3 separate regions of the Mus musculus genome follow, and regions 2 and 3 are each linked to region 1. Evidence: chromatin loops called from intact Hi-C (ENCODE). Cell type or tissue: heart. All regions are shown on one strand. Links, peaks and the distances in the headings refer to the core of each region. The heading gives the core; the rest is flanking DNA.

The links. Hi-C counts contacts between places; a loop is a spot of excess contacts. Peaks named below come from ENCODE experiments on the same cell type or tissue, not always from the same donor. Only the 100,000 strongest peaks of a DNase experiment are listed, where the experiment ranks them.
Region 2: a loop joins it to region 1, with 4 times the contacts of the local background. A loop is called at or near these places in 5 of 42 quality-filtered maps.
Region 3: it touches region 1 in a loop (2.8-fold over the local background); 5 of 42 quality-filtered maps call a loop at or near these places.

The regions. Positions count from the first base shown.
Region 1 is chr14:47,413,689-47,424,368 of GRCm38, forward strand. It overlaps Dlgap5 (DLG associated protein 5), which reads right to left and starts at 4,719. Exons shown (of 19, transcript NM_144553.2): 1 at 4,421-4,719; 2 at 2,648-2,883; 3 at 1-151. The coding sequence starts at 2,882. It also overlaps the pseudogene Gm8353. In heart, for the core only: a CTCF peak has its summit at 4,211 (motif pointing right); a DNase peak (open chromatin) is centred at 4,603; H3K4me3 peaks cover 1,874 bases; H3K27ac peaks cover 1,856 bases.
Region 2 is chr14:47,465,018-47,475,697 of GRCm38, forward strand. Fbxo34 (F-box protein 34) reads left to right here and starts at 7,544. Exons shown (of 3, transcript NM_001146086.1): 1 at 7,544-7,700. In heart, for the core only: no CTCF peak of the experiment used is centred there; DNase peaks (open chromatin) are centred at 7,534 and 8,034; H3K4me3 peaks cover 2,384 bases; H3K27ac peaks cover 1,491 bases.
Region 3 is chr14:47,524,558-47,535,237 of GRCm38, forward strand. It overlaps Fbxo34 (F-box protein 34), which reads left to right. Exons shown (of 3, transcript NM_001146086.1): 2 at 1,648-1,757; 3 at 4,618-7,405. The coding sequence starts at 4,628. The coding sequence ends at 6,715. Among named protein-coding and RNA genes, the nearest start is that of Gm35166, 22 kb to the left of the region's middle. In heart, for the core only: a CTCF peak has its summit at 4,674 (motif pointing left); a DNase peak (open chromatin) is centred at 4,674; H3K27ac peaks cover 798 bases.

The DNA of each region.
Region 1 (10,680 bases), core at 1,055-9,054:
AAGCCAGGCGCAGCGGGTCTATAGAGACCCACTTTGAACACTCCACGTTTGGCTTTCTCTCGCTGTTCTTTCAGTTTTTGAAGTTGTTTTTCTTCCTTGTACTTCTGGAGGAGCTGCTTCCGTTGGTCACTCAGGACCATTTTTACTGACCCTAAGGGGAGGAAGGTGTCAAACAACAGCTCATCAAACATTTCAGACAAAATAGCACATCAACTTTCTAACGGCACACTATGTCTAACCTCACCTGCTAATAAATGCTCTCTAATACAGTGATTTTGAGTTCTAGTCATGCTGAAATTATATTATGCATGACTTCATCCGCTCAATTTTTTTAAGAAATATTGATATATTGGTTACTTTAGGCTAAATCAAAGAACTTTACGAAGGGTCGTCGGGTTTGCCTTTTCCTGTATGCAACAAGCTTGAAAAACTCTGTGTCTTGAGATATAGCTACCATCCATCACTCGAGAGGCTGAAGCAGGAGGAATCCAGGTTTTCTTGGCCAACCTGGTATTAGCAACGCCAGGCCAGACAGAGCTATCTATTGAGACCTGATCGCCAAGTCCAGAAGGTTCTTTTGAGAGTTGGGAGTACAGTTCAATGGTCAGGCGCTTGCTGAGTTGCCTGGCATGAGTGAGGTCCTGAGTCCAATCCCTAACACCCTGCATATAAAACAGTAACAAAGCCATTCTTGGGGACGATGTCACTCACACACAAAGCCCAACATGACAGCCTTCCTTACTGGGGCTGCAAGGATCTGAGCAACCCCATAGCTTTACCTCTGGGGCCCAAATGTATCTCTTGGAAACAGAGCTGGGACTTAGACCCTCACAAGCTTTTGGACCTTTGGACTAAGAGACATTAGACCCTGGGCCTTTCTTCAGACTTCATTCTCTTTCTGAAGGGAATCCCTCACCTCCAACATACATCTTATAAGCTTTTCTGTGATTGGCTCTTGCATTAGTTTGGTTCTTAGGCCTCAATGGGATCTTGTTTTTTACTTAGTTCAAGTTTTTCACTTATTCCTAACCTCCATGTTTTTTTATTGGGTAGAACTCACATCTCAGGGTTTCATTAGACTCAAGCTCAACCTCTGAAGTAAGACTATGTCCTGGACGATATTTCCTCTCTTCTGAACCCATTCATTCCTCCACATGCCTCCCTTTTTGAGCCAACATCTTACTAGCTAGCCCTGACTGGCTTTAACTTGCTTCTGCCTCCAGAGGACTGGAATTAAAGGCATCAGCCACCATGTCTGGCCCTCAATTACTTTATCATCTCTCCTTACACGCCTAATAGGCATCATAACTTCAATGTGTCCAGCAGCAGGCTGTATTTATATATTTGTCCGTACAAATACATACATGCATATGTACATGATAAAAAAAAAGGGGGCAGACTTACTAATTTGAGAGGGGGGGTTGAAAATGTATTAAAAAAATGTAAAATTTTAACACGTCCAAAATTGAACTCTTAATTTTTAAAAATCCCTTCCCTAAAGCTACTGTTGTCTTCTACAATATTGACTGTATATTTTAGCTGTGCTCAGAGCAAAAAACAGTCGTTCTTTCAGAACTCTTTGATTCCTGACCCTTTTCCTGCCAACTCCCTAGACAGGCTGTGGTTTCCCCTCTCCAAACAGACTAGCACACTATTCACGTCAGGTCAGGAGACACAAAACCCTGCAGCTGTTCTGTCCAGTTCTTGTCCCTCACGCTTCTTCATAGTCACTAGAATGATAAATCTGGAAGAAAGCTGGCCTTGGTGGTACAGACTACAATCTTTCGGCCCGATACCACCTGTTACAAAAGCAGGTTCAATGCACTGGGTGTGCATGCCACATGGATTCTAAAAAGAAATATAAAACAAAATATCTAGGGCCAGGAAGAGAGCGCAGTGATTAGTGTGCTCCCTAAGCAATCTTAACAACAAGAGTTTGATCGCTGGAGCCAACATAATGGTGGAGGGAGCGACACTCCAATTGTCCCCAGACCTCCACACGCTCACCGGGGAACCTGTGCTCCCATGCACCATCCCCTCCAATGAGTGTAAAAAGAAAAAAAAATCCTAAGAACACAGTCATCCTGTATTACTGCCATTCAGTTCTAATACTTGCTAACTAAAGAGAACCAACCCAGGCTCCCGGTTAGAGGGAAGCCGCTCCTCAGCTCCACCCTCTAACTCCTTGGGCCAGCTAGACACTATTCTCACGGTTGTGATCTTTTCCTGAGACTATTCTATTCTGTTTACTCAGTTCTTTCTTTCCTTGTGGCCCCAAACCACTTCGGGCAAAGTTTAAGAATGATCTCTTTTCTCTCGGCGACTGGTGAAATCTTTGTATTTCAAAGGTTCTCAGCGAGTTATTTAGAACAATTTCCTTTAATCAGTTCAGCCCTTTAAATTCCCTCCCAGGTTTCTCTTTTCCTATTTATCTGCATGTGGTGTGCCAAGGGGATGTATGCACACCTTACCCATGCAGGAGCCGGCAAAGTCGGATCCTCAGAAACCTGAGTTACAGACGAACCACCATGCTAGGAACTGACCCCAGGTCCTCTGCAAGAACAGTGAACACTCTCAACTGCTGAGCCATCTCTCCAGACCCCTTGCGTCTCAAAAGTACTTACAGTTACAAAAGACCCTTCCTTACTTGTTTTGGAGCTGGCCTTCTCTGGAGAGAGGTCTTGCGATGTCTCGTGTATATTACCAAGCTCTCGCCCTTCCAGTGGAATGTTGACGTCCTTCAAACCGAAGTGTCTGTTTCGCTCATACACCCTGTGTCTGTTCTCCTTCTGAGACAGAGACTTTCTATGAGCCAAGTTGGTTCTAACCATCTCAGTGCTCGAGTCTTTCCGAAACCGACTGGCAAAACGTGACACCAGCATCCTGCCAAAGAGGAGAAACAGACACCAACATAAATGGATTTTCATTTTATTATTTAAAAAAAGTAAAATAAAATCTCAGGTCAGGCTGTGGCAGGCAGAAGGCTCAAGCGAGCAAATCATGTGAGCTTTGCATAGCCTGGGCTAAAGAGTAAAACATTCTCTCAAAGAGATAAATTAGTAAACTAATAAAAATGATCAAGACTTCAATCTATCTCCTACACCACTCTGCACTTCCTTGAAATGAAAATATTAAAACTCACAATGGAAAAAATATGAGTAGATATGAAAGTAGAAAAGTCATCACAGATGAGATACCACGGCCTATTTGGGGGTTATGAGTAGGAAGTAAGTAAGGTCTGAAACCCACCTAGACCCTTCATCGCAGCATCACCCTACTGTGATGAACACACTCCTGTGACTTTAACACCTGGCTAAAGCTGGCCTGATAAATACTGTGCAACCACAGTCGGAAAACCAAAACAAGAGGGCCTGCTCATGGTCAGTCGGTCTCAGCTCCAAAGGAGGCTGGTGGGAGCTATGTGAAACCTTGTTTTAATCCTCTCCCCACCAAAAGAAAAAAAGGAAAAGAGAGAAAGTGTCAAACACAACTACTAGAGAAAGAGTTTAAGCAAAACTTGTTAACACGGTTGTCTTAGACAGGGTGTCAATTGCTGCAACAAAACACCATGACCTAAAAGCAAGTTGGGGAGGAAAGGGCTTATTCAGCTCACACTTCCACTTTGCTATTCATCATCAAAGGAAGTCAGGACTGGAACTCAAGCAAGGCTGGAACCTGGAGGCAGGAGCTGGTGCTGAGGCCACAGAGTGACCCTTCTTACTGGCTTGCTTCACTTTCTTACAGAACCAAGGATTGCAGCCCAGGGATGGCTGCCACCCACAAGATGCTGGGCCCTTCCCCATTAATCATTAACTGAGAAAATGCCTTACAGCTGGACCTCATGTCGTCATTTCCTCAACTGAGGTCCTTCTTCTCTAATGGCTTGTGTCATGGTGATGGTCAAGTGGACCTCTCAGGTCAGCTCCCCTGCCTGTGCACTCATCTTAAGATTCTCCGTCTAATACTTACAGCAGGTTAGAGAGAAATGACAGCGTCTTCAGGAAAAGCAGAATCCACTGACACTTGTGGGCTATTTTGGGAGGTTACTAGCATACAGGTCGGGTAGAGTCTCATCTCTAATACGCTGTCAATGCTTTAGGATAATCTACATTTTTCATGCCAATTTTTTCCAAAGGTTTTTTTTCTTGTTGTTTATGTGTATGTCTATTTCTGTGTTGGGGTGGATGCATACTGGTGTCCAGTAGAGGGTGTCGGACCTCTTGACGCTGGAGCTACAAGGAGTTTGTGACCTGCCCTACGTGGGATGCTGGGAAGCTAACTCTGCAAACAAGTGCTCCTTCCTAACTGTTGAGCCATCTCACCTAGGCCATTTTTAAATTTTTTCGGGACAGTCTCGTCCCAGGCCATTCTCGAGCTGGTATGCAGCCACGGAGGACCTTGAACTCTTGATCCCACTTACCTGAAGCAGTTTCTGGATCCACAACAATGTCGCAACACAGAAAACTCCACCGATCCGCAGAAGGAACTCCCGGACCGACCCTTCACGGAACTGAAATTTCCCGCTGCCAGCCGCTGATTGGAGGGACTTTTGCCAACACTTCCGGAAGCTCCCGCCCCTTCCCCTCGAACGAGGCTTGCGATAGGTTGGTTCTGTGCGACATTTAAATTGTTTGGAAGGCAAAGGGTTGGGAGCGGGAGGGCGAGGGGGAGGAGGGAGGCGGTAAACCCGCTAGGCGTGGCAGCGACACACTATAAACTCAGTGGGGCGGGCCGCACTTGTTGGCTCTTCAGGCCGGTTTTCTTCTTTCCTTTTAAACGTGTTTGTTTGTTTGTTTGTTTGTTTTGGTTTTTAAGACAAGGTCTCACTATGTCTGGGAACTCACTATGTAGACAAGGCTGGCCTCGAACTCACCGAGATGCTCCTGCCTGTCACTGAGTGCTGCTGGGATTACGGGCTGAGCATCCACGCTAAAAAAAGGCAAAGGTTTTAAGTTAAACGAGATCATTTATTCCATTTCTCCTTCTTTTCTAAGGCAAAATTAACGTCTGCCTTAGAAATCAACTGAGATTTCTAACAGACACATAAACGAAGGCACACATCCCATGAGATATCAAGAAAACAAAAACGCCTGGGCCAGGACAGCTGTGCTGACCATGTGTTTGTAGACTGATCGGTATCCAGTAGACACCGGGAAGATAAATTAGGAAAGAGTTTGTAAGTTTGGCTTTTGCTTTTTCCCTGCCAACATCTTGGGAAAGAGGACCAGCTGCCTGCAGCTCTATAGCAGCACTGAGACCTCTGGGACATACAAAGAGAAAGATGAAGATAGGTAACTGACATAATATTCATGGTTATGTTAGATCTGATGGGGGAAAGAAACACCAATTTCGCGAGTGGCTGATTAAAGCAAGCTATATCTGATTAAAGCAAACTGGCCAGCCAGCTGCGGTCTCCCAAAGTGGAGATTTCAGAGAGCAGCCCCTCACTGGCTTTTGAGGTTCTTTTTATGGGAATGGGTCAGGGTTGCTAAAAAAAAAAAAAAAAAAAAAAAAAAAAGAGCCGTTGGAGATAACTGACTCTTAGTGCCTTTAGCATCTGGGCCAGCGGGAGAGTGAGCCACTCGGGGTTCAAGGCTACCTATGGGGTAGATAAATGCAAGAACACAGCATGTGGAAGGGGAGTCATCACAGGTGTTCAGGAACTTAACAAGGCAAAGGGGTGGGCGTACATCATGGGGTCACAAGTTCAGCATAGGTTGAAAAACATGGTTTGCAGGAAACAAACCTGTTCTTGTAAGGTGTTAAAAGACACCTTAAGACGTAGTAACAGTGTGTGACAATGTGGTTCCTGTTTGGGTTTCACTGTTGTTTTAAAATAGCTGAGACTGGGGGCTGGAGAGTTGCTTGGCAGTTGAGAGCACTTTCTTGCCCTGGCAGAAAACCCAGGCACCCACGTGGTGGCTCACAACTCTCTGTAACTCCAGTTCTAAAAGATCCATCACATTCTGACCTCTGTGGGCAAAACACTCATAGGCAGAAAACAAAATAAATCTTAACCCACCACCACCACCCAGGGACCCAAAACTGAGTCTCTATTGGCCTCGGCTACTTGAGGGGAGTGAATCGGGAGGAGTGGGTGGCACCGATCCCGGGCGGCGGCCGTGCTTCACAGGTTTGTAGGTGATGGAGAACTCGCCCAGGTAGTGGCCTATCATCTCTGGTTTGAGCTCCACCTAGTTGAAGGTCTTGCCATTGTACACGCCCACCATGCTGCCCACCATTTTGGGCAGGATGATCATGTCCCCTCAGGTTTGTCTTCACCACCTCGGGCTTCTCCATAGGTGGCGCCTCCTTCTTGGCCTTTCTCAAGGGCTTGAGCAGTTAGTTCTGCTTCCGCCGCAGGCCAAGGTTCAGGCGCCGCCTCTGGCGGGTGCTGTACAACTGCATCAGCTGCTCATAGGTCATATCGAGGTCCACGCCACCGCCACCGTAGGTGAACTTGCAGAAGGTCCACTTCTTCTGCTGCTCCACTTCGGCCATCTCGGCAGTTACTCCGAAAAACCAAAATAAACCTTAAAACATTCAATAAGTAAGCTTAAAAAAAGGAAAATGCGGAGACTATACTGTATATGAATTTAATCCCATCAGTCTGGAGTTTGTGGTCTACGCCAGCCTGCTAGACAGAGAGTTCGGGACAGTGAGATCCTATCTCAATCAAAACAAAACTGTTAGGAACGCAAGTGGAAACATTTTGTGTAACTTAAAATCCATCTGTGTGACTTGGAATATAATACCTGTAAGATAGGAACTTGGCAGAGGAAGCTCTGATCTGAGCTCCTCCTCAGGACCAAGCTCCATGTGTCAGTAGACCCAGAGGTGTGGTTTCAGACCCCAGGACAAGGGGCTGAGGTGCATATTTTACTTGTCAGGTGGACCTGGCCTCCGGGTTCCCCCAGCATCCCTCAGTTCCCTACCTGGCATACCCTGCCCCCCACCCTGACCATTCCAGCCCAGAGGCTGGGCTGCCTTTCCCCCAGAGGCTCCTCCCTATATAATCCAGAGATTGTGTCTCCCTCTCCCTTCCCTCTCTTCTTCTCCTCTCTCTGCCTGTGCACACCCTTTCTCACCCCCTACTTCCTTCTCTCTCCTCAGAGTGATTTCCCTGGTCCTTGAGGCCAGTGAACTCGTCTGAGAGCAGCTTACCAATAAACCTGCATTTAATATAACCTAATCTGGTGTGAATCTGCTCACTTCACTGTCAGAGAAATAATTTATCACCAGCCACATGGCAGGTCAGGTAGGAGCCAAGCCCAAGGCAGACCTCAATATGTAATGATCCAACCCCAAGATGGCATTGATACATTAGTAAACCACCAGGTCCTGAGTTCAAATCCCAGCAACCACAAGGTGGCTCACAACCATCTGCAATGTGATCGGATGCCCTCTTCTGGTGTGTCTGAAGACAGCTACAGTGTACTTACAGATAATAAATAAATCTTTTAAAAAGAAAAAAGAAAAAAAGAAATGGTCTCTAGGATCTTGTGGCTTTTCCAGCATCTACATTGATACCCATGGGCGAGAGGACTTGAGATTGGCTCATGTGTGGCTTGGGTTTTGGCGACCTCCAGACTTCCACTCCTGATACAGTCCCTGGTTGCTCTCCTGCAAATGCTTGCCGCTGGCCTATGCTCTCATTGACCTTCTGGTCCGCCATTAGTGCCTTCCTCCCAGCCTGGAAAGACTTCATGGCTGACACGGCAGAGCCAGCAAAGCTCCCAGAGCATCCTTCCCAGAGCAGATTCCCCAGTGGGAGCCTGCAGCATGTCCTGCCCAAGTTCTCAGCTTGATGAGATGTCTGCTTAGCCTCTGTATTAGCATGGAATCATAGGGATGTTTGCATGACTAAATGAGCATATTTGTATAGAGGAACTTTAGTCCAGCAAAATGGCTGCTCTGGCAAAGAATTATATCCAAAGATCTTGTAGATCTGTGTGATCCAATTGGAATACAGACACACTTTTTATCCCAGGAGAGGAGAGAGGCATTCAATCTTTGAGAAAAATGTAATAGAACAAGGGGGCAATTTTATAGCCCCAGCTAGCAGAACTTGGCAGCTTTGGCCATGTGGCTCTTGTTAGCAGTCTGTCTAAGCCCCGCCCCACAGTTACCTGGCAACAGCCAGGTATGTCTGACTCACTATAAAAGGGGCTGCCTGCCCCCTCTTTGCTCTCTTGGTGTCTTGTTTCTCTCTTGCTCTTCCCTTACTTCCCTTCCCCCCCTCTCTCCACGTGCTCATGGCTGGCCTCTTCTCTCTCTCTCTCTCTCTCTCTCTCTCTCTCTCTCTCTCTCTCTCTCCCTCCCTCCCTCCCTCCCTCCCTCCCTCCCTCCCTCCCTCCCCTTTCTCTGCCTCTATTACCCTCTTGACTCCCCTCCCCATGCCCTGAATAAACTCTATTCTATACTATACCATCGTGTGGCTGGTCCCTCAGGGGGAAGGGATGCCTTGGCATGGACCTGCTGAGACATCCCCTTCCCCCATACCTCATCACACCTCCCTTGAACACCCCCCCCACCCCCTTTTCATCTTTTTATAAACACATCACCTCTGGCTCTAGAGTCAAGAATAGAAGGGGTTACTGGGACAATTGATGCTGGTGAGCTGGAGCTAAGAAATTAGCGGTGATTAAGAGGAGGCCAGCATCACTGAGGTGACGTCTGGGAAGTGTTTTCTGAGAGCACAGAGAACCTGTGTTCTAGAGGTAGCCATGGCAATGGCGGCAGACTTGGTAGTGTGTAAGTCACCCAAGGAGATTGATTTTAAAGGCATGAAGGGGGTCATGGAGAACAGCTGAGGCTTGGCACTGTCAGAGGCCAAGAGAGAAGCCAGTTTGAATCAGTCAGCTTGGAGAGGAGTTTGAGCCAGAACAGCTAAGTTGAACCAGCCAGGCAGACGTTGTTGGGGTTGGTCTGGTGCTGCTGTGTACTGTATCCCAAGGTCTGATTACCCCAAGATGAGCTAATTCCCACCTACCTACGCCAGCTTTTGTTGTGTAAACCTTGCCCCCACCCCCAAGCTATCCCTGATTGGTTAATAAAGATGCCTACAGCCTGGCCTGGGCAGAAGAGAAGTAGGTGAAGCTTCAGGAGGCAAAAATGACATTCAAGTCAAAACCACTCGGTAGCCGGTGTTGGTTAAACTTCAAGAGTTGTTTATTTCAGGGCGTCTTTAAACGCAGCACAGTCTGGTAAAACTTCTTAGGAAGTCAGCTCAGTCCCATGTGCACAGCAAAGCACACCTAATCTCTCTGAGAAAGAAAACAAGCTGAATACAGATCAGACGTGGCTGCATCCAAGTGCTTTATAAGTGTATGTGACACCTTCCGTACAGACAGATTGACTGAGAAACAAGTTTATGACAATGGGTCCGGAGGAGGGTCCCATCCAAGAAGTCTTCAGCCACACACACTGCCCAACAGTCAGCAGGCTAGAAAGTACACCCACTCCAGCCTTCTGGGCAGAAAGAAGACAGAACAGCCAAGCGTGCCTAACATTCCAGGTTAGTGCATGTCTGTGAGCACAGACACCCCCATGCCCCTTACAGTGTTCTGACTTCCATGTGTATACCACGGCATGCACACACCCATATTTCCACACCACATAGGCACACACACACATACACAGATGGGAAATTCTTAAAAATGTGTTGTCGGGTATCCACCATAGAAGACTATTCAGACATGGTTTAAGCCAATAAAAAGTCTTTAATCCCAGTGTAGCACCGACCCTTTCTCAGGTTGAGTTTTTAAGGACAAAACACAGATCCTAGGTTGACTTCCTTCAGTTGCCACGAACAGTTAGTCAGAAACAGAGCTACAGAAGCCAAAAATCAAGGTTAGTACATTTAGCAACTTTCCCAGAACTATGAACTTTGATGGATTAAGGGATTAAGTCTTTGTTTTCCTTTGGCTGGTGGTGCTATCTATTTTCCTAGTTTTACAGCCTGAATGGTACTTCCATCATGGAGTCAGTTGTGCTAAGGCCTGGGAGACTCTAAAGATCTAGGGGTCTGTTACAAATGTAATAAAAAAAAAATGTAAAAAAAAAAAGTAATAAAAATGGCTCAAATAACGGGATTGATTTTTGACTAAATACTTTCCTTTTTTATTAATTTTTTGTTATTAACAAGTTATATATATATGACGAAATTGTTTTAAACAGCAAGGAGTTTTTCTGTTTGTGTATATTTGCTTGCTCATTCTTTCTGTGTTTGGTTGCAAACGTGCCATGGTGTACACGTGGAAGGTGGAGGACAGCTTCCAGGTGTGAGTTTTCCTTCACGCTGTGCTGTCCAAGGATTGAACTGTGGCCCCTGGGCTTGGCATCAGGTGCCTCTAGCCACTGTGCAATCTCACTGAGCCCAGGGTTGTTTTGTTGTTGTTGTTTCTGGTTTTTGTTTTTTGTTTTTTGGGTTTTGTTGTTGTTGCTTACATATTTTTAGTTGTTTATGATACAGAAAGATTTAGAAGTGAATTTTTAATTAAAATTTTAAAAAATATTTATTTATTTATTATATTAAGTACACTGCTGCTGTCTTCAGACACTCCAGAAGAGGGAGTCAGATTTCGTTACAGATGGTTGTGAGCCACCATGTGGTTGCTGGGATTTGAACTCAGGACCTTTGGAAGAGCAGTCAGTGCTCTTAACCGCTGAGCCATCTCT
Region 2 (10,680 bases), core at 2,681-10,680, 53 kb after region 1:
GAGAAAATGCGTGCATAAATGAGGTGTTTGGAAAACACCTTTAAGTTCCTAGCTTTCAAACTGGTCAGAGATCCAAGACTAATCAGTAAGGAACCAGCCCTCTTACAGACTATCACCAAGGATACATGTATCCATGTCAGGAAGATCAAGGGTCTAGAGTTATGTGGAATATGCTCCCCGATAGAGTTGGGGTCCCCTGGCAAAGGATCCTTCACTTATGCTGACCTCATCCTAGTGTTTGTCAAGCTGATGGTGTAGTCTCTCTGCTCGCTCCACTTGACACCTGAACTGGAGGCCACTAGTCTGAATGGTCCTTCCCTTATCCTGGTCAGAGATCTGATGTTGCAGAGAGGCAGCAAAGCCCAAGGACGTAATTGTTACTTTCTAACTCTTTGTTGTAGCTTCCCCCATCAAAAGTTCTGGTGTCCCGGAGCTAGCACCCAGGAGCTGCTGAGAGGTAATTCTGAACATCCCTTCCCAACTCCAACATATGAGCTTGAAACTGACCAGGGTGAGAACATCCACACCAGGATACAGGTAAGTGCTGTGTAAATCAAACTGAAGCTTGGCTGCAGCAACTCCCAGACTCCACCTCCAAACCCTCTTTAACCACAGGTCCCTGCCGCCTGGAGAGCAATTCTTGCTTGTTTTTCAGTCACTGACGTGGGTGTCTCCTAGAGCTCCCCAGTCAGCTGGTCAAGGGCAATGTCTCCTCTCCTGTCCTGCCCCCCTCCCCCGCCCCACAACAAGGTAAGTAAAGAAAACAGACTAGATTGACTGCTGTGCTGACTCAGGCTGGCTTCCCATCTTACAGTATTCAACATGGTGAGAGAACGGCTTCTTTACACTGAGCACTGCCTTTGGCATAGGTCTCTGTCACAAATTCATCTTAATTTTTGTCATATTTACTCTGTGTGTGTGTATGTATGCATGTATGTGTGTGTGTGTGAGTGTGTGTGAGAGTATGAGCCTTTTGAAAAGTGTTGTTAGTGTTTTCAAGCAAAACTTGGCATTAAAAGCATCGTTATGGCTGCTAAGAAAATGTCAGCAAACTCGGAAACTGCACCAGAAGTTGCTGGCATTTTTCAAAGAACTCGATTCTGAGTAAAATCCATTCCCTGGACTATATTAGCAAGCTACACAACTAGGTTATTTTAGCCAGACAGCCTCTCCTTGCTGGGGCAGGTGCCTGCTAATTAGGTGTGCAAGAACTTACTTAGGGGTGAGGGCAGGCTGCCTGGGCTCCTACTGAGGCGGAAGGCTCCTCCAGTGAAGCTGCAAACATTAGGGAATGCCATCATCTTTTTAAAGATTTCAAAATAGCACACTGGCTCCTGATGGTTTACTTAGAGAACACCGCCTTATACATTAATAGAAAACGTTCTCCTCCGCACTGTTTTTTTCTTAGCCCCTGTTATAATTAATTCAATAATGTTCTGGGAGCACCAAAAATAAAAATCACTCTGTTCTTAGGCAGCCACCAAATTTGTTCCCAAAAGAATAGGTCAGAGTCTTTCTCCCCATATCTTATTTCCTATTCAACAGATTGAACAAAATAAAAATAGACAATGTATACATTAGGATGTTTCAGCCACAAAGCCCTTAGTGTTACGATGTGTTACCTCATTGGACAAGAAGTCTCAGGGTTGGTTAATTAGAGCTTCATGGGTCCCACGAAGGATGCAGGTGACCTCCATTTTTCTGCTTTGCCATCCTCGTTACCTTTCTTCTGCTAGCTATGCTGAGGTCCCAGGATCCCTGACAAGCACTGTTCTAGACATCACCACCTCTGACATGCATCTCACAGCTGGGCTGGAATCTATGTCTATGTCTTACGTCCTACCCCCACCCCGTCCTCTTCCCTCTCTCCCCCTCTTTCTTACCTCTCCCTCTTTCCCCAAGCAGGAAATCGTGCAGTGCGCTTTATCAGTCTTCTTTAAGGTGAGAAAAGTTCTTTCACCTCAGCACGGCGCTATGTGCCTGTTAGGACACTGAGCCAGAAGGATCGCTGGGAATTTGTGGATAGACTGGGCTATATAATAATACCAGGCTAGCCCCGGCTACACTACAAGATCTGTCTGAACAAGGCCAAACCAAACCCTCTGTCCAACAATGTCCACAAACTTCTCTTTGGACTTTACTGATGGATGTGATTTGAGTCTCTCTCCCTGGAGGGAGTCATTCACAGGGCGTTTGACCAGCACTGTTCAGCTCAAAGCAGGGTTTCTCAAGCTTGGGATTATTAGCACTTTGGGTGGTTCCCCTGTGTGTGACAGGGACTGTGCTGTGTGATGCAGAATGTGGAACATTTGTCGAATAGCTGCAGTGTCTCCCCCTAGGTCTCCGTCTCTAAAAATTGTCCAATGTCTTCTGGAAGTGAAATCAGTCTTCTGTGGAAGGAGAGTCCTTGGCTTAGGTCAATCATTATTTACTGGTGGTTGCAGATCCACTGTCCCTGGAGCCCAGAAAGGCTGGCACCGATCAGTTCCCTGGGGTTTCCCAGCTAATGCTAGTCTGTCTAATTGTTCGGTGACTAGAACACATGGGTTTGTGATCGGTTGATGGAGGACATTTAATGTGGTATAGCTCATATCAAAGCAACAGCCTTACTTTAGGATGCTCTAACAGCTCTAGGAGATTCTGGTGTTCCTGCCATCCCTGTGTCTCTGCAGTAACTCAGGATCTGCCTTTAATCTGGCTGTCTTCTGTCTAACGGCCAAGACTTCTCGATTCTTCTGACTTCTGTCAGCCATCTGTTGGGGATTAGTACTGATGTCCCAGAGTCAACTATTCTTAATGAGAAAAAAGTATGAATAGTTTAATGAATTTAACAACTATGTATTGGGCACCTGTTATGATCTGGGACTGTGTATTATATAGGAAATGACCAGTCTGAATGGCTGGAATTGAGCGTTAGGGGATGCTTTCTGAGGGGAGACATTTTAGCTAAGACTGGAGGGGTTTGTCTGGCAAGGATAGGTCACACTTCTGAGAGCAGACTGAAGAAGCACAGAGCTTGGGAACACCAATGGAGATGGTGATGATGTGGTGATGGTGATGATGGTGGTGGTGGTGGTGGTGATGATGATGGTGATGACTGTGGTGATGGTGATGGTGGTAGAGATGTTGATGGTGGTGATGACAGTGATGATGATTACTGTGATGGTAATGGTGATGATGGTGGTGATGATGGTGGTGATGACAGTGATGATGGTGGTGATGGTGGTGATGATGGTGGTGATGACAGTGATGATGGTGGTGATGATGGTGATGGTGCTGATGATGGTGGTGATGACAGTGATGATGATGATAATGGTGGTGGTGGTAATTATTTACATGAATTGCTACCTTAAACCTGATTTTTTTTTTGTCCTTGGGATGAAGGTAGCTTTAATTCTTTGTGTTTTCTTTTTTTTTAAAAGATTTATTTATTTATTAATTATATGTAAGTACACTGTAGCTGTCTTCACATACTCCAGAAGAGGGCGTCAGATCTTGTTACAGATGGTTGCGAGCCACCATGTGGTTGCTGGGATTTGAACTCCGGACCTTTGGAAGAGCAGTCGGGTGTTCTTAGCCACTGAGCCATCTCACCAGCCCTGTGTTTTCTAATAATCATCAGGATACACCAGGTTGCATTCCCCTTTTATGAATTTTTTTCTAATTCTTGAGGCAGTGTTGTTATCCTGGTTTTCTGGGTGCAACTCCTGAGCCTTTTGCTGTAAGAAGTCCCCACTTCTGGGTTTCTACTCGATCGACTTCAGACCTCAGGGTCAAAGTCTTCATAGATTCTCCCATCTGACTTCACTGGCTGAGGTCATGTAGGATGTCTCAGGATGATTTTGGGGATCTAAAAGATGTCTCTCATCTCTCCATCTATTTCTCAACTATGCCTGCCTCTCGTGACTGCAGGGGCTAACTACTTCTTAGTACAATCTCATGGTTAATCTTACAGAAGAAAAACTTTAAAAGCACCCCCCTCAACCTTTGCTTACCAAGTAGTTCCTAAGCATCGGAACTTGGTTAGTTACATATGAGTAAAACTCAGTTCCCCATCAAGCTACAGGAAATGATACATCATGAGTGGAATTCCTGTTGTGAACTCTATAGTTTTATGAAAGAACATACTTTCAGGAGACTTGGTAGGATGGCTAGGGAGGTCTTGACTTGCGGCTTTAGCTGTGTCTCCATGCCTCCTTCAGCTACAGAATTCCATGCAAGAAGTAGAACAGAGACTTTTCCTATCCTCAAAATCTGCATTAGGGTGGATCCTGATAACAGGATACAGCGCTTTCCAATTCTGTTCCTTCGTGTTTGATTTTTAACCAGAATCCTAGGCTTAAGCAGCGATCTTCAGTCATGCCATTCTCATACTTTTTTTGGTTTTATTTTAAGACTGTGGCCTTCAATGACCAATCCCCTTTCTCTATCTCCCTGTCTGTGTGCTGAGACAGGTTTCTCACTGCAGCTCAGAATGGCCTGGAATGCAAGATCCATTTGCGTCAGCCTAGAGTCCTGTGGTTACAGATGTGGCATTGTGCTCAGCCCCTAGTGAGTTCAAGGCCAGCCAGGGGTAAATGAGACCCTGCCCTTAAATATATTAATGGACAAAATTGCTTACCTAGCCAAGTTTAAGTGTACAGCAGAAATCAATGAAGCCATTTTTTTTTAACCTTTTCCAAGTTGAACTATCTCTATTCACACTTAAAACCTGTCTTGCTCTGTAGCCCAGGCTGGCCTTGAACTTGCGGCAATTGAGCCTTTGTTTTCTGAATGCCAGCACAGGCACACATGCCTTAGCCTTGCAGTTTGTTAAGATGCAACATTTGTTGCATTTATGTTTACATATTACATTTACATATAGTCTAGTTGCTTGACTTGGTTTGTGGTTTTTGGGAGCCGGTTTCACTGACTAGTTCAGAATGACCTGGAACTCATGGCAGTCCTCCGCTTGAACATCTCCATTGGTGTTCCCAAGCACCGCCCCACCTTTCTGTGCTGCTTCTGGGAGTTCCGTGTGTTAAAGGACTGGCACTTTGAAGACTAGCACAGACACTGTTGTTCTGAGACAACAATGGCTTACACATCAGTAGCGTGTTATCAAAAGTTCTTTCTGGTTCCCTGGGCTCTAGTGCCGTATCTGTGCTGTGGTTTAAAAAGCCAGGGCTTTGTTTTTCTTTTAAGAATTTGATACTGTATCTAGGGAGATGGCTAAGTGGGTAAAACTCTTGCAGAAGTCTTATGACCTAAGTGTTCCATCCCTGGAGCCTACACACGCACACACACACACACACACACACACACACACACACACACACACACAGGTATATTCAAAGCATTGTGCTGCTCATCCCAAACGTTGGTGGCTCCGTCAGAAAGGTGCTGAGAACCATCATCTACCTCTCCTTCCTGTCTGCTTCCTGGCTGTGGATGCCAGCTGCCATGTTCATGCCTGTTCATGCCTTCTCTGCTTCAAATTGTGAGCAACATACCCCCCCTTAATGAAAATATCTCCATTTACTAACTTTATATTTTATGAGTGCTTTGCCTGCATCTATGTCTGTGCGTCATATCTGCCTGGTGCCTTTGGAGGCCAGAAGGTGTCAGAGCCCCTGAAGCTGTAGTTACAGCAGGTTGTGAGAGGTCATGTGAGTGCTGGGAACCAAACCCAGGTCCTCTGTGAGAGCAGCCAGTGCTCTTAACCACTGAGCCATCTCTCCAGCGCTACAAGATAAGTCCTTAATTTCTTAAGATGCTTTTGTTAAGTATTTTGATCATGGAAATGAGAAAGGGATACAGCCCAGGAAACCCGGTACATGCTAAGTAGCCCAGAGTGGCTTTGAACTGCCACAACCTCTTGTCTCAGCCTTCCAAATTCAGGGATTACAAATGTGTACTACCATGCTTGGCTTAGTTTTATATTTTAAAATTGCAAATTTGTGTGTGTGTGTGTGTATGGAGGGTTTTTCACATACTCCAGCCCACGCATGTGTGTGTGTGTGTGTGTGTGTGTGTGTATGTATGTGTGTGTGTGTGTGTATGTATGTGTGTATGTGTGTGTGTATTTGTGTGTGTGTGTGTATGTGTATGTGTGTGTGGTGTGTGTGTGTGTGTGTGTGTGTGTGTCTGTATGGGTGGTATTCACATACTCCGGCCCACATGTAGAGGACATCTTTTCATCCTACCAGGTGGGTCGTAGGGATTGAACTCAGGGTGTCAGGTTTAGTGTCAGTACCTTCATCTGCTGCAGCATCTCACTGGTCCTATTTCTACATTTTGATTCTTTAAGACTTCACACACACGTTTCACAAGAGGTTTTTTATTTTCTGATGTGAGGCTGTTTAAAAAATTTTGTGTGTATAGCTATTTTGCCTGCACATGTGTGCACCAGATGTGTGTCTTGGATCCCCTGGGACTGAAGTAACAGATAATTGTGAGCCACCACGAGAGTGCTGAGAATTGAACCTGGGTACTTTAGAAGAGCAGCTAGTGCTCTTAAGTGCTGAGTCTTCTTGTTGTTGTTGTTTTTTTTTTTTTTTCTTTCACTGATAAGTTTACAAGGCTCTTGTAGATTAGCAGTTTAACTTTAAAGTTTATGTACTTTCTGGTAGGTACTTCTGCCATAATTTTATGGAAAATATATTCTTTTGTAAAAATTTTTTTTATGTGTATAGTGTTTTGTCTCCGTGCATGCAGTGTTTGTGGAGGCCAGAAAAAGACGTCTGATTCCATGAGGCTGCAGTTACAGACAAGTTTCGAACCACCTTGTGGTGTGCTGGGAATTGAATTCCCCTGGAAGAGCAGCCAGTGTTCTTAACAGAGAGGACCCGCGCCCTGCTCCCGCTGATCCCAAATTTGCTTTGCCATTGAGGGTGACCATGAACCTGTGGCGCACCTGACATCACCTCCCAAACTCTGGGATTACAGATATGAAGCAACATGCCCAGTGTGTAGGACATCAGGATCAAACCCAGGGCCATGGGCTTGCTAAATAGCTCATTTTAAAAATTTGAAATAGATGAGCCGGGTGTGGTGGCACACGCCTTTAATCCCAGCGCTCGGGAGGCAGAGGCAGGCGGATTTCTGAGTTCGAGACCAGCTTGGTCTACAAAGTGAGTTCCAGGACAGCCAGGGCTATACAGAGAAACTCTGTCTCCTAAATAAATAAATAAATAAATAAATAAATAAAATAAAATAAATAAAAATAAAAATTGAAATAGAACCATACGCTAGTGGTAGAACCAAGATTAGAACCCAGACATGTTGGATATCTAACAGGGTCAAACGTATTAAGGCTTCTGGAGCACCTGGGAGTGTTAATGAACTTGTCACTCTAACTGTGCTCTAGGGTTAGGGTCCTTGTTGTGCAGTGACACTCAAACTCCCCAATCTCCCGCCACACCAGGCTTGTAGGCGCTTGTCCTGGCAGCTCCCATCTCTCCCCACAGCGCTCGCGGCCGCCCGCAGGGGGCGCTGGCGCACGCAGGCTTTGCGGCCCCGCCCCCGGGCAACCGTCGATTGGGCCGGCGCGTGATGTCACGCCGGTTTAGCCAACAAATGGGTTTCGGGGCGAGCGTTGGGCTCCGCCGCTCAGCGCTGAGCTCCTGGTCCGCCTCAGTGTCGGGGAGCGAGTCAGGCCTGCCGCCGCCGCATCGGGCTGCCGCAGCCCCGGGCCAGGCCCTGGCCCGGCAGAAGCACAGGTGGGCCGGGCGAGGGCGCGGGGCTGCGGGGCGCGGGGCAGGTGGACACCGTGGCGGCTCCCGCTGCTCCCCGCGGCAGGGCCGAACGTTGGGGGCGGGGACCGCGGCTCGCCGTGCTCGGGGTGCCGCCGCCGCAGCGTCCTCCAGAGAGCCGTCCTCGCGGCCTGGCCCCGAGGTCGTGCGCCCGGCTGCTCCCTGGGCCCGGAGTCCGGCGACCCAAGCTAGGCCGCCGCGGGTGGGCTGCGTGCGGGGCGCGGGGCTCCGGGTGTCCCCGTGCAGGTGAGCGGCGCGTCTCCTCCACCCTCCCCGGGGGGCCCTGGCGTGCGAGCCTGCGGTGGTGAGGTCACAGTGCCGAGGCTCGGCGTGCGGGTGATGTCAGGGCTCTACCGAGACAGACCGTGATGTCACTGCAGGCCCCGAGTGGCGACCTTGGCGCGCGGAAGGGCTGGGAGGACCCGCGGGGAGAAAAAGGAAGTTCGGTCCTAGCAGATTTGAACCAAAATCTTGGGATCTCGGCTTCGTACAGTTTGGATGTAATAATTGTCAGGTGCTTAAACTTCATTTCGGAGAGCATCGGTAGTAGTACAGTTTAAGGACATTCGGTTTAGATATGAGGGATCTTGGGGGTTGGGCGTGGAAGGGGTATTAGGGTGTTCACTGTGCCTTCAGGAAGCTAAACTCAGTTTGATGGTTTGATGTAGCAGTTGCTGGGAAAGGGTGCGCGGGGGCTGAACCAACTGGAGGGCTGATAATTTAGTTGGCTTTATCTTTTTTTTTTTTTTTTTTGCCAGTGATCTGCTTGTTAGCGAATGACCAAGGCAAGCAGATCTTGAATGAACTTTGTCTTGCAAAGAAGGGGAGCTTGAATCAATCCAACATTTTTCTTAAATAATAATCCCCCGATGATGTAATTTATCCTGGTGTTTCTTGCCCCCCCCTCCCCCGTTTTATCAGGGACATTTGTTTTTTTCTGTGATTATAGCTCAGCAATAAGCCTCTGCTTTGCAGCCCACCCCCACCCCAAGACTAGGCTGTAACGTAATATAACACATCTGAGGACTACCTTTGGGGTCAGGCGACTTACATTTTGTCAGTAGTGCTTCCGAATGTGAAATGATAAATTTTAGCAGGTGATTTTGTGAATGTTGATTTTTCTCAGGCTTTGAAAAGATAGTAGACCTGCATAGAAGCACTGGCGCACTGGCGGTCAAGCACACATCTCTTGACTGCCCGTAGTGACACGAGGGCCCAGAAGCAGTTACATAGGACACTTCATACTAAGAGGGATGGAGGGGAAGAGTGGAACACAGTAGGCTGGCCATGCTGTCAATGAGAAGAGAGATGGCTAGCGCATGCCGGGAGCAGCCAGGTGAACTTTGGATCAGGAGATTAGTGTAGGTCGGTGGTACCAGGTGCTGTTCATCAGGACAGTAATCCCTAAGGCACGTCAGAGCTTTACAGCTGCCCTGCCCGGCAAGGAACCTGGATGACTTAAAGGCTCTGAAGGTCCTCACATTCTAGTGTCTAAGTAACCCAGGTGTGATCTAAGTCACAGTGGCCACCTCTCTAGAGATCTTAAACTTTGTCTAGATCTGTGTGGCTCAGTCTCCTTCAGAGAGACTCGGTGTGTGGGGGGGGTGGAGGAGGAGGAGAGAGCAAAACCACGAACACTAGCACAGTCTGTGAAGACATTCAGTATTCACCTATATTTCAAAGTATGTTGCTCTGGAGAGCTTTGGAGTCCAAACAGGCCCCACCCCGTCCCCAAGAAGTGGGCCATGATGGAGAGTTTTAGGGATGGGGCTTACCTCTAAGACCTGTAGAGCCTTTGGCTAACAAGTCCAGGTTGAAGAGATTTGTAGCGTGGCCTGTGTCCAGAAAAGCCACGGGAGTGGCTACTGCTTGGTTCTGTAGGAGCCCAGTCCGCAGTGCAGCATAGTTTGTCTGGAAAGCAGACTCTGAAGTCAGAGAGACTGGGGAACTGTAAGGTTTAACATGCGTGTGGGAGATTCTGTGCTAGGTGACAGTTCTAAGGAGCGGCTTATTTGTCAGTGCGTGTCCTACTCCCCCGGGACTTGGGCCTGACTCACCAGTGTGCTTTGGAAGCACTTGAGCTGTTTGGTTTCACAGGCTGAGGTTGAGATGGCAGTTTGCTTCCTGGTGAAGCTCACCTTTGATTCTCATTCATACCCATTGAGATGAAAGTCTGCACTTTAGATTTTTGAGTTGTTGCTGCAGTTGGTTAAGAGCTGTGGGGCTGTTGCGAGAAAGGGGTGAAGGTATTTTTGCAGGACCCTGGGAAGACCAGGTGTGAATAGATAAGGAGCTGTCTATGAAGAGTGGGCCCTCTCTGCTAGTGTATTGATTATAGTTTCCCAGCCTCAAAAAGCTTGTTTACTCTAGTCATCAGATAAAGGATTTGGCTTTAAAAAGACTGGAAGTTATGCCATAAGGTATTAATAGAAAGGATGTTAGGACCAGAATTTAATGAGAATTTTAAAAACTTATTTAGTTTTCCAGTTTTTCCTGTTGTGTGCATGTGTACCATGTATGGCCATGTATGTGCCATGTGTGGTGGCTGCTGAGGTTGGAATAGAATGTTGGAAACCCTAGAACTGGTTACAGAGATGATTGTGAGCTGCCATGTGGGCGCTGAGAACTGAAGAGCAGCCAGTGGTTTGAGCCCCGGAACCATCTCTCCAGCCTCCCGTCATGACCCGATTGGAGGAGAGAGTCACATGAAAAGCAGACTCTTGGGGAAATCTTGTCCTGTCCGTCGTCACAGGTTTGGCTGACTTCATTTCTTCCCTTCCCTGTGTTTCTTGCCTGTCTCTGGCTTCTCACCTTTGCTGGCGGCTCTCCCTGTCCCAGATCCAGACTGTGTTTCTGACCCTCTGAGGGCTTCTGAGTTGTAATCTGTGAGAAGACATGTTTCTGTTTGTACCCCACGAGCTTTCATTTTCTAGGGTATCTCATCTAC
Region 3 (10,680 bases), core at 1-8,000, 110 kb after region 1:
CCTGTCATGGTCTGTAGTGATTGTTTCGTTTTCTGCTGCTTTGTAGCAGTCACTGTGTCTTACAGTTGTGTAAGTTTCCAGTCCTGACAGATTAGTAATACTAAGTAGTTAGAAGGAAACAGTCAGTTGTAGGGTATATGACCGATTCTGAAGCTGTTCAGTTTTATGGACCTCGTTGCTTAATTTACGATGTGATTAGCTTCCATCTCTCTGGTCCCCTCCTGACAGTTCCATGAACAAGCTTCTAAAGTGAGAAGCGGGACAAAGCAGGATTTCCAGCCGACAGACTGACTCTGCCCTTCCTGTGGCCGTCCAGTGCAACTGAGATGAGGCGGTTGCTCACCTAGCAGCTGTGCCAGCGATGCAGAGAAGGGCATAGTTTAGTGACTACAGGGACAGGGAGGAGTTATCTAAGTGACTTCATTTCTAGTTTGTTAGTGTGGGTACCTGAGGTTGTCATCAACTGGTAGTGTTGGGTTTTGAGGCTCTTACTGACACATCCAGGTGAGCTGGTCTACCACACAGTAGGCTCTGAAGGTAAGAGAGTACCACAGGAATGGCAGGATGGAGAGTCACCATGTGTGCGAGCTAATCAGAGCCAGGAATAGTCATGTAGACATCACCTGAAAGGAATCATGGTCTGTAAAGAGAATGATTCTTGACGGCCTCTACTGTCTGAGAGCCAGGAAAGAAAGAGTCTGAGCAGCCAAGGTTGGATCTTGGGCAATAAAAAGCTTCAAGGAGAAAGACGAGGAGATACGTCTCTTGTTTTGTTTTAACCAGGTTAGGCTAGGTGCTTCAGCACAGACTGTTTCCTTGTCTTCCTGTTACAAAGTTCTGCCTCACTCCCGATGACCTCCCCAGCCTAAAGCCAAAGCCCCCCCCCCCCCCCGTTCCCTTTGCTGGATGCAACAGACACACGGTTCCCAAAGCTCCTGCTACCCTTAGAATAAATAAGGTTTAAAACAGAATCTGGGCCTGATCCCGGGAAAACTGCTGAATCATTCCAGACAGCTTAATGTCTAAGGACTTTTCTGAGAGCCCGAGAAGCTGATATGTAGGTGCTGTATAGGTTTACGTTTTATGTAAGTACCTACATACTTATGTATGTAAGTACATACATACTTACATAAACGGAGGAGGAGGGCTCGAGTATTGTTATACTCAGACTTTGTTAAAAGCAGGGTCATGTAGCCCAAGCTGGTCTCAAAATCACTATAGCTGAGGGAGGGTGTCCGCCTCTGACACTGTCCTCACAGCCTCTCAGTCCTCGTCCCCCTGCCTCAGTGTCTACATAAGGTGCTGGGATTACGGCAGGCATGTGCCATCATGACTGCCTAATTACAGCGGCCTTTCATAATAGGATTTTGAGGACTGGGAATGTAGCTCAGTGATGGAGTGCTTGCAAGATTCAGATAACTCGATGAAAGATGGCAGCCACAGAAACCTGGATGGGACTTTCTACTGTGCTTGTTCCTAGCGTGGGATGGGGTAGGCAAAATGCTGCCATCTGTTTTTGTGTTTTTTTTTTTTTTTTGGTAACAGATGCACTGGTATCCTACATTATATCCTTAATTAACCACGGAGCTAAACCCAAACTAAGATTTTTGTAGTCTTAAGTCTTACCAGACCTATTTTTTGTTTCAGAACTGCTGAGTGCCCACCAAGGGAAGGGGGAAATTGCCACCACTCCTCCCAGTCTTGAGTCAGCAGCAACACAAACACAGGCTTCCTAGGCCTCCCTCCCCAGCAGTCAGGTGGGTCCTGGACACCTTCACTCCTCTTTCCCTCCAGTGGGATAGCTCTAGTGTATCTCGCTAAAGCTGCTCATTCAGTTACTGTCAGTGGAGCAGGTTTTACAGATTATGTGCAAACAAAAACCTTCCCTGATTATACTAATTTGTTCTCAAATATTTCTTTAATTTGAATTAATTATTATTAATGTTTGTTTTTAACAGACCTGTTCTAGTTATGGTTACTATTACTGGGATGAAACCCTGTAACCAAATGCATGTCCTGACTTCCATCATCAAAGGAAGGCAGGACAGGAACATGGAGGCAGGGGCTGATGCAGAGGCCATGGAAGGGAACCACTTACTGGCTTGCTCCTGTGGCCTGCTTTCATTTCACTTACATTTCCCATGAAAACCCAGCACAGAGTTGGCTCAGAGCGACAGCACTCAGTATAACTCTTCTTTATGTAGCATCTTGTTTTTGAGGAATTCTGGGTAGTTCTTTTGGGAAGACTTATAGAACCCAGGACCACCACCCAGGGATGGCCCCACCCACAGTGGTTTGTGGCCTCCCCCACTGATAACAATGAAAATGCCCCACAGGCTTGCGTGCACACAAGCCTGATCTTATGGAGGCATTTTCTCAGGTGAGATTCCCTCCTCTCAGATGACTATAGTTTGTGTCAAGCTGACATAAGCCTAGCCAGCATAACACACAGCACCTAAAATACTGTGGGGGTGCAGAGGCAAAGAAAACATTGTGCAATGCATAGCAGCTGTACATTCACTCACAGGCACTCACTCTGCAAGGAGAGCATTCTGTGATAGTTTATTATGTCCCCCACTTCCATTGCTTTCATTTCACTTACATTTCCCCATGAAAACCCAGCACAGAGTTGGCTCAGAGCGACAGCACTCAGTATAACTCTTCTTTATGTAGCATCTTGTTTTTGAGGAAGACTAAATTATCAAAAATGGTAGAAAGCTATTAAACTGTTATGGTGCAGAAAAGGGGCCGCTCTCTACCACCCTTAGGTTCTGAGGTTTCAGGGACCAATCACAATGATCTTAAGATCTACTCCAGGAGGGAGAGGTGGGGCCTGCCAGTGTCATGCCTGGGGCCTGAGCTGACCCCTGGACTTGACATGGGAAGGGGAGAGCCGGTTCCTGCACGAGTTCTCTGACTTCTCCGTAGGAGCTGCACAGCTTGGACCCGTGCTTATATAAAAATAAATGTATACACAAATCTCTAAAAGGCACTTTACGTACCGTAAATGCAGAGCTTCCATTTGCAGAGTTAGAAAACAGCTGAGCCTGGGCTAGAGAACCCTAGAGTTAAGATGGAAGGTACAGTACATGGGCTCTCCCCAGTCAGCACTGATGCCTGAAGGCAGGTAAAGGCTGTGAGCCCGCGGGAAGGATTATACGTAGTTGCCCCATAGGATGCATGTCTTGCACAATAATCTCAGCTAGAGTGGATCTCTCCATGCATAGCTCTGAAAATATGGTGGCCTCACTCCCACAAATGTGTGACTGCAGATCTTTATTGCATTGGTAGGATTACTTTACAGGAGAGTGACCATCCCTGGAAAACACACTCTTCAGTCCTAGGGTGCTTTTTAGCAAGGGTATGGATCCCTGGACTATATCTAGGGTGTCAACCCTTCCGTTAACATTTCCACTCAGATGGAGTAGAGGTGCCTTGCCCAGGTTGTATCCACCCTCTCTAGCTAATCTAATCAGTGAGAGCAGAGGCCAGGCCAGGCCAAGGCAAGTAATCCTCTGTCTGTCACCTCACGCTGAAATGCCTCCCTTCCTCACCCCACCAGGAAAGAAGGAAAAAAGGCACCAGGGTTTTGTTGTTTTGTTTGTCTGAATTAGTTCAGACTTTTTAAGAATAAGGCATATGGGCCTCTGTGTTTTCTTTAAGATGCTATAGAAGGTTTGGTAGTCAAGATTTGATGCTTGGTCCTAGCCAAAAAGTCAGTAAGGACGTATATAGTTCAGATGAATGGGTTGTTTAGAAATTAAAACACATGACAGACAAGTTATAAACAGCAAAACAGCCAACACTATGGGAATGGTTGAGGAAATAATAGTTATTTTTATATGCAACCAATAAAGTGCTAGCTGTGAGGAACTGGAAGATAAAGATAAAAAATCTAGTAAGGCCTGAGTCACTGCTGTACCGTCAATCTCAACAGTAGGGAGGCAGCAGGTCTGGCGTGAGTTTCAGGCCAGTCAGGATTCCATACTGAGACAGACATACTTAAACCCACGAAACAAAACAGTCTACTAGGGCCAGGCATGGTATGCACTGAGGAAAGCTGAGGCAGGAGGGTCACAAATGTAAAACTAGCATGGGTTAGGTAGTCAGAACTAGTTATGCAGGAGAGGATGCTGCTGCTAGAGCTGGTAGAGCACTTGCTTAGCATCTAGAGAGTCCTGGGTTCAACTCCCAGCGCCGCCTGTAATCTCAGGACTGTGGAGGTAGAAGGAGCAGAGAGTCAAGGCCAGCCTCGCCTACATGAAACCCTATCTCCTAAAAACCAGACAGAATGAACAGCCTAGGCAATATAGAGGAGTTAATATTTCCTGCTTCTGTGCCAAGGTGTGATTTTAGAAAAAGCAGTGTCAGGAAAACGAACTTTAAAGGATTAATTTACATTAATAGCCCTTTCTATAATGTATCATTCAAAATCAGCTGATTTTGTGGCTGTTAGTTCCACAGAAAGTGCTTAGTTTGCTTCTGTTCTCCGTGATTTGTGTATTAGAAATGAGCCAGAATGCGACTTTTGGTAGAGATGTTAGAAGTTGAGAAAATAGACTTCTCTTGCTAGAAACAGTAGGATACCTAAGTCAGCTCTCTTCTCTCCTGTTCCAGGGCATCTGTTATGCACCTTAAGCTGTACTGGAAACTCCAGAAGAAAGAGCGCCCTCTTGAGGTCAGCAGGGACACCCTGAGAACGCCTATGAGCCACGGAAAGGCCAACGGTGATGTGAAGGCCAGAGCCAGCTACATGAAACCCACCGTCCTTCCTTCAGCCTCCCTTGTCAAAGCATCGTCTAGAAAACCTTTTGGGATCCTTTCTCCAAATGTTCTGTGCAGTATGAGTGGGAAGAGCCCTGTGGAGAACAGCTTGAATGTTAAAGCCAAAAAGAACGTGCTGTCTGCAGCCGTGCACCAGAGTGAGGAGGGGCTGCCTGGGACCTGGGCTATTGTCAAACCTGGGAACACGAAGGAGAAAATTGCATTCTTTGCAGCCCACCAGTATAGCAATAGGATAGGCTCTATGAAAATTAAAAGTTCCTGGGATATCGATGGGAGAGCCACTAAAAGAAGGAAAAAATCAGGAGATCTTAAGAAAGCCAAGTTACAGCTAGAAATGATGAGAGAGATCAACAGCCAGTGCTACCAGTCTGAGCCGTTTGTGTGTGGCGTGGAGCACTGTTCTGTGCACTACATGAGTGACAGCGGGGACGGTGTCTGTGCTGCGAGGCCTCTGTCGGTGATACAGATGGTTGCCTTCCTTGAGCAGAAGGCCACTGCTCTGCTAGCTAGCTGCACAAAAAACTGCACAAATTCGCCTGCCATTGTGAAGATTTCTGGCCAGTCCCGAGGTATACCGCCTGCACCTGAGCCCTTCTCTGCTCCGGAAACTTGTGAAGAACCCAAGGAACAAGAAAATCCCGAGACTGGCAGATCCCAGGGTGAGCCAGTCCGTGTCCTTGACATGGTAGCCAGGTTGGAGTCTGAGTGCCTGAAGCACCAGGGCCAGCGGGAACCCGGGAGCTTGTCACGCAATAACAGTTTCCGTCGAAATGTAGGCAGGGTGTTGCTCACTAATGGTTCTCAGGCCAGCGACAAAAGTGAAGAGGGCTCTGCAGACACAGCCGACCCTCAGGAGAATCCCTTGCAGCCGGTATCTGTGGGTGAAGAACCCTCCGTAACTGAGCATCATTCTGTAGGGGAGCAGGCCTGGGATGGCACTTCTCAAAGCTGTCCCTCATTGCCAGCCACTGTGAGCTTCCACATGGACAGCACAGATCTAGAGCCGGGTCAGCAAACAGCTATGAAGAGCTGCAGCCGGGATGACGTAGAAATGGTGGAGGAATTTGATGAATTGCCTACAGATGCTGTCCGTCGCATAAGAAGAGAGCTTGTAACAGTCACAAAGCACAGTCCTGAGCAGAGGCAGGACCCGCTGTGCATCAGCATCACTGTGTGCACGGTAGAGAAAGACCGGCCGGCGGCTTTAGACTCCCTTGAGGAGCCTCTTCCCGGGATGCTCTTCTTTCTGTCATCTGGACAGGACCAGCAAGCGCACCCCCAGCTGAGGGAACACCCAGCACCAGAGGCCTCAGAGGCCAGTCAGCCTCAAGATGCTGCTGAGGGCAGCAGTGCAGGTGAGGAGAAAGATGCCTCTGTGGAGCCGCTCCTCCCAGCAGCCTCTCCGGGAGGGAGCACCTCGCAGGTGCTTGAGGCAGCCACGTGCAAGAAGCAGGTGTCACAGGACTTTCTGGAGACCAGGTTTAAGATCCAGCAGCTTCTGGAGCCTCAGCAGTACATGGCATGCCTGCCCCACCACATCATAGTGAAAATCTTCAGGTTACTCCCTACCCTGAGTTTAGCCATTCTTAAATGTACCTGTCGCTACTTCAAGTCCATCATTGAATACTACAACATCAGGCCAGCAGATTCTCGGTGGGTTCGAGACCCACGCTATAGGGAAGACCCTTGCAAGCAGTGCAAGAAAAAGTATGTGAAAGGGGATGTGTCCCTGTGCCGGTGGCACCCCAAACCCTATTGCCAGGCTTTGCCATATGGGCCTGGCTACTGGATGTGCTGCCACCAGTCTCAGAAGGGCTTTCCTGGCTGTAAGTTAGGCCTTCATGACAATCACTGGTTACCTGCCTGCCATAGCTTTAACCGGGCAATCCATAAGAAGACGAGAGGGAGTGAGACGGAAGAGGAGTACTGAAGTCCATGGGACAGGGAGGCAAGAGGACCGTGAAACACTTGGGCCAACCTCCAGGGCTGCGAGCTCCCCCGGCCCTTCCTGATCTCTGCTCAGCTCTGACTGCCATTGCTCAGGCATTTTAAACTGTTTCTCAGCTGTACAAGAATTTAGTTCCATGGTTTTGTATGGTGGTGCCTCACATTAAACCTATCCAGCTGTGAAGAACTCTTGCCTGTTTTCCTCCATCAAGGACATTCAGAGGTCACCAGGCAGTCTCCACAAGGGGATCCTGAGGTGGTCCAACACTGGCTCTGCACTTGGAGTGAGTGAGGAGGGAAGCACACGGTTGAGAATTATGCCTCAGAAAGAAAACCAGGCACCTTACCCTAGGCCTGTATGCTCGTTCCCGTGAGAGTGGTGACTGCAGACCGACATGCCCTGTGCTGTTTACAGTGTGTATAATGGTTGTGCTTGCACAGGGCTGTGAACGTGCACATTAAACCCGAGCGCCTTTACCTGTAGATGAGTGCTTTGGCCCCTCTGTAAATAACGTGATTAAAATTCAGTATTGTATATTATGAACAGCTGACTAAACATAATCACCACAGAATAAGACAATATCATATAATAGATTAAAATGTTGTGCATCCTTTTGTCTGGTTAAAAATTTTTTAAAAAAACTTCAATAAAAAAATAAACGTTTTAAATGAGGTCTGGTCTTAAAATAAGATTTTACTAACTTTATGAATGTTCATGTAAATTCAGGCAGTGTTGGAGGAGACCAGCCAAGGGTGTTGGACCCCCTGAAGCTGTGCTGGGAAGTGATCTGTGTGTTGTGCAGAGCAACAAGTTCTCTACTGCTGAGCCATTACAGCCCAAAGATGGATTTCGTGCACGTGCGTGTGCTTGCTCTTGAGTGTGCGCACACTAAGGTGGCAGAGCCACCACTGTGGTGGTCAAGTGGCAGGCAGTTGTGAGCCGTGCTATGAACTGGACCAGATTCCTGCCTACGTCATCTGGTCCAGATCCTTATGCATTAAGTTCTTATGCATTAAGTTGTAATTAAAAACAACAACTTGAGCGGGCGTGGTGGCGCACGCCTTTAATCCCAGCACTGGGGAGGCAGAGGCAGGCGGATTTCTGAGTTCGAGGCCAGCCTGGTCTACAGAGTGAGTTCCAGGACAGCCAGGGCTACACAGAGAAACCCTGTCTCGAAAAACAACAACAAAAAACCAAACAAAAACAAACCTTTGATGTGTGTGGGTATTTTGCCTGCATTTATGTCTGCATCACATGGTTACCTGCACCAACAGAGGCCAGAAGAGGGCATCAGCTCCCCTGGGAGTCTGAGCAGGTTTGTAAGTCCTCATGTGGTTGCTGGGAATTAAGCCCGAGTCCTCTGAAGAACAGCAGTGCTCTTAACTGCAGTCACCTCTCCAGCTCCCTTCTTAGGGCCCTTCTGTTAAAGTCTTGTTTGTGTTCAAGCCATTTGTGGTGACTCATGTCTGTGATCCCAGAGCTCTGAGGACAAGGCAAAAGAATTGCTGAGTTTGAGGCATGCCTGGGCTACAAGAGGAGACATGTCAAATGCACCCCAAAACAGGGTTTAGAAGAAGGGAGGTTAACTTTTTATATTACAAAATCATCTTTCCTTAAATGTAAGTTTAAAATCTTATCGGCTTTTAACATTTTGAGTTTTGTGCAGTGCCTGCTGTATTCCCTATAAAGTACTATTAAAGAGTTCCCACAGCTGTCCACCAGTCACTTAGAAGCCACTGGGAGTCTTCAGGCTTGAAGACAGAAAGCTGGAGCTTTGAAAACAAAATCCAAAAACACAGAAAAAAACCCTGTTATCGGCCTAAGTTGCTGGCAGGGAGGATGGACGACAAATGTGGACGACTGATGGGGAAGGGCAGTGGTTGCCTTGGAGGAGGGTACACATTTGGCCAGGACCGGCAGGGAGCAGAGTGGAGGATGGTATTTAGGTAGAGCCAGCTTGGCCTATGTTAAGCAGAGGGTCATGAGGCCAGTGGCTTCCGAACTGGAATCTAGTTTGAATTTTTAAGATTGTGTGTCTGTATACTAGTGCGTGCATTTGTCCTTGTAAGCCAGAAGAAGGTGTCAGATTCCCTACTTCTGGAATTACAAGCAGTTATGAGTGTTGAATGCCAAACTTGGGTCTGTGGCTCTTAACTGCTGAGCCATATCTCTGGTTTGGGTTTTTCTTTTATCCTTCACAGTAACGGCTGAGAGCAGGCTGAGACTGCAGTGACCCCATGCCAGCGAGGCCACCCTGACAAGTGGACCATGCTATGCTAGCCTGGAGACGCAAACTTGGTCTGACACAACGCAAGAGGCTGAGAACAGCTCATCTTCAACACATCTGCTGTTGGCTTGTGCCAAGCTGGCAATCTGAATGTCCTCTAAGTTTGTTGTGACTCATAACTGGGATAAGGCGATAACACACAGGACAACCAAGGGTGTGACGTTCCTCATGCACTGTGTGTTCAACCTTTGCTGCCTGTGGCTCTCCCACGTGGGTACACAAGACAAACAACTCTGGGTTTTCATGAGTCAGCATTGCTGACCTGGTTATCACGTGCTCTGCAGCTGTGTGAGAAGCTGGGCTGACAACAGGGCATAGGATGCCCCCAGTGCACTTGGCCTTACCTCAGAAACAGACGGCCTGCATTAACTGTGGCAGGACAAGCTTCCCAGTGCTCAACAGAGGCTTGACACCAGCCCCCACCCCCAACCCCGCCCCACCCCACCCCCACGCTGAACTCAGACTACCAGAATGTAATGCTGCTTTTGAGACTCTGTGGCCCCCTAGTGTTGGATGTAGAAATAATCCACCCTTTGGTTTTTGGTTTTAAGAGCTTGTGTGTGTGGATGTCTGTATACCACATGCATGCAGTTCTGTGGAGGCCAAAGGGGCAGTATGTCCCCTAAAGTCAGAGTTACAGGCAGTTCTTAGCTGTCCTGTAGGTGCTGGAAACTGAACCCCAGCCCTGGAGGAGCAGCCAGTGCTAACCACTAACCATGCCAGAAGCCCCCAGGCGACCGGCCCACTCTCATGTCATGCCACGGTGTTCCCGTCCTGCATTGCCAAAGGTTCAAACCCCACCCCAGCCAAAGAAAACACCCACTCTGCTCTCACAGGAGGCGCTGCTCCACCTCAGTGTTTACCCCACCACTCATTGCAACTCCATCCTTCATAGAAACTGGGAACTGGGTCCCCATCCCATTCCTGAGATGATGGTTGGACTCTTGCTACCAGCTTGGAAAGGAACCAAGGGCATGTGCATTGTATATGACTTGTAATTCCAGCAGGGTCGCCTCTTTGAGGCATATAGTGAAAGCCTCTTAACAAAACCCCTAAATGTAACGTGCTTGCCGATGTGTCTGCTCACCCTATGCACTGATGGCCCCACTGCAACATCCACTGGGAACCAGTCCCACCCCTCTGCTGTGTTGGCCAGGCTCCTCCACGTGCCCCTTTGTATCTGTGTGTGGGGTTCCCTGGACTCCCGGGGTAGCTAGTTTGAGCACTTACCTTCAGTGCCTCACAGTATACACTCCATGACATGATTACATCCCATGTTTAATCAGCAATCCCTCTATAGTTAAGCCAAATCCCCAACCCTTTTCACTTTGTTTTAAAAAGTTGTCTCAAGTAGCCTAAGGTCATCTTTACATTTATGACCCTCCTGCCTCAGCCTTCTGAGTAGCTGGGATTACAAGCATGTACCACTAGACCTGGCTTGCTAGTATCAATTCAACATGTTGACTGTTGGCAGGTTTGGACAGTTCTGGCTCATTCCCTAATTGTCTATGAAGGATGAGAAACCTGAAGAGCACTTTGCCTCTGGACATAGCAGACCCCAGGAGACCAGGCTTGTATAGAGAAGTTCTTACAGGAGAACTACTGGCTACACAGCTGCTTGTTCTGGACCATGCTGCCAGTGGCTCCCAGCAGCAGGCCC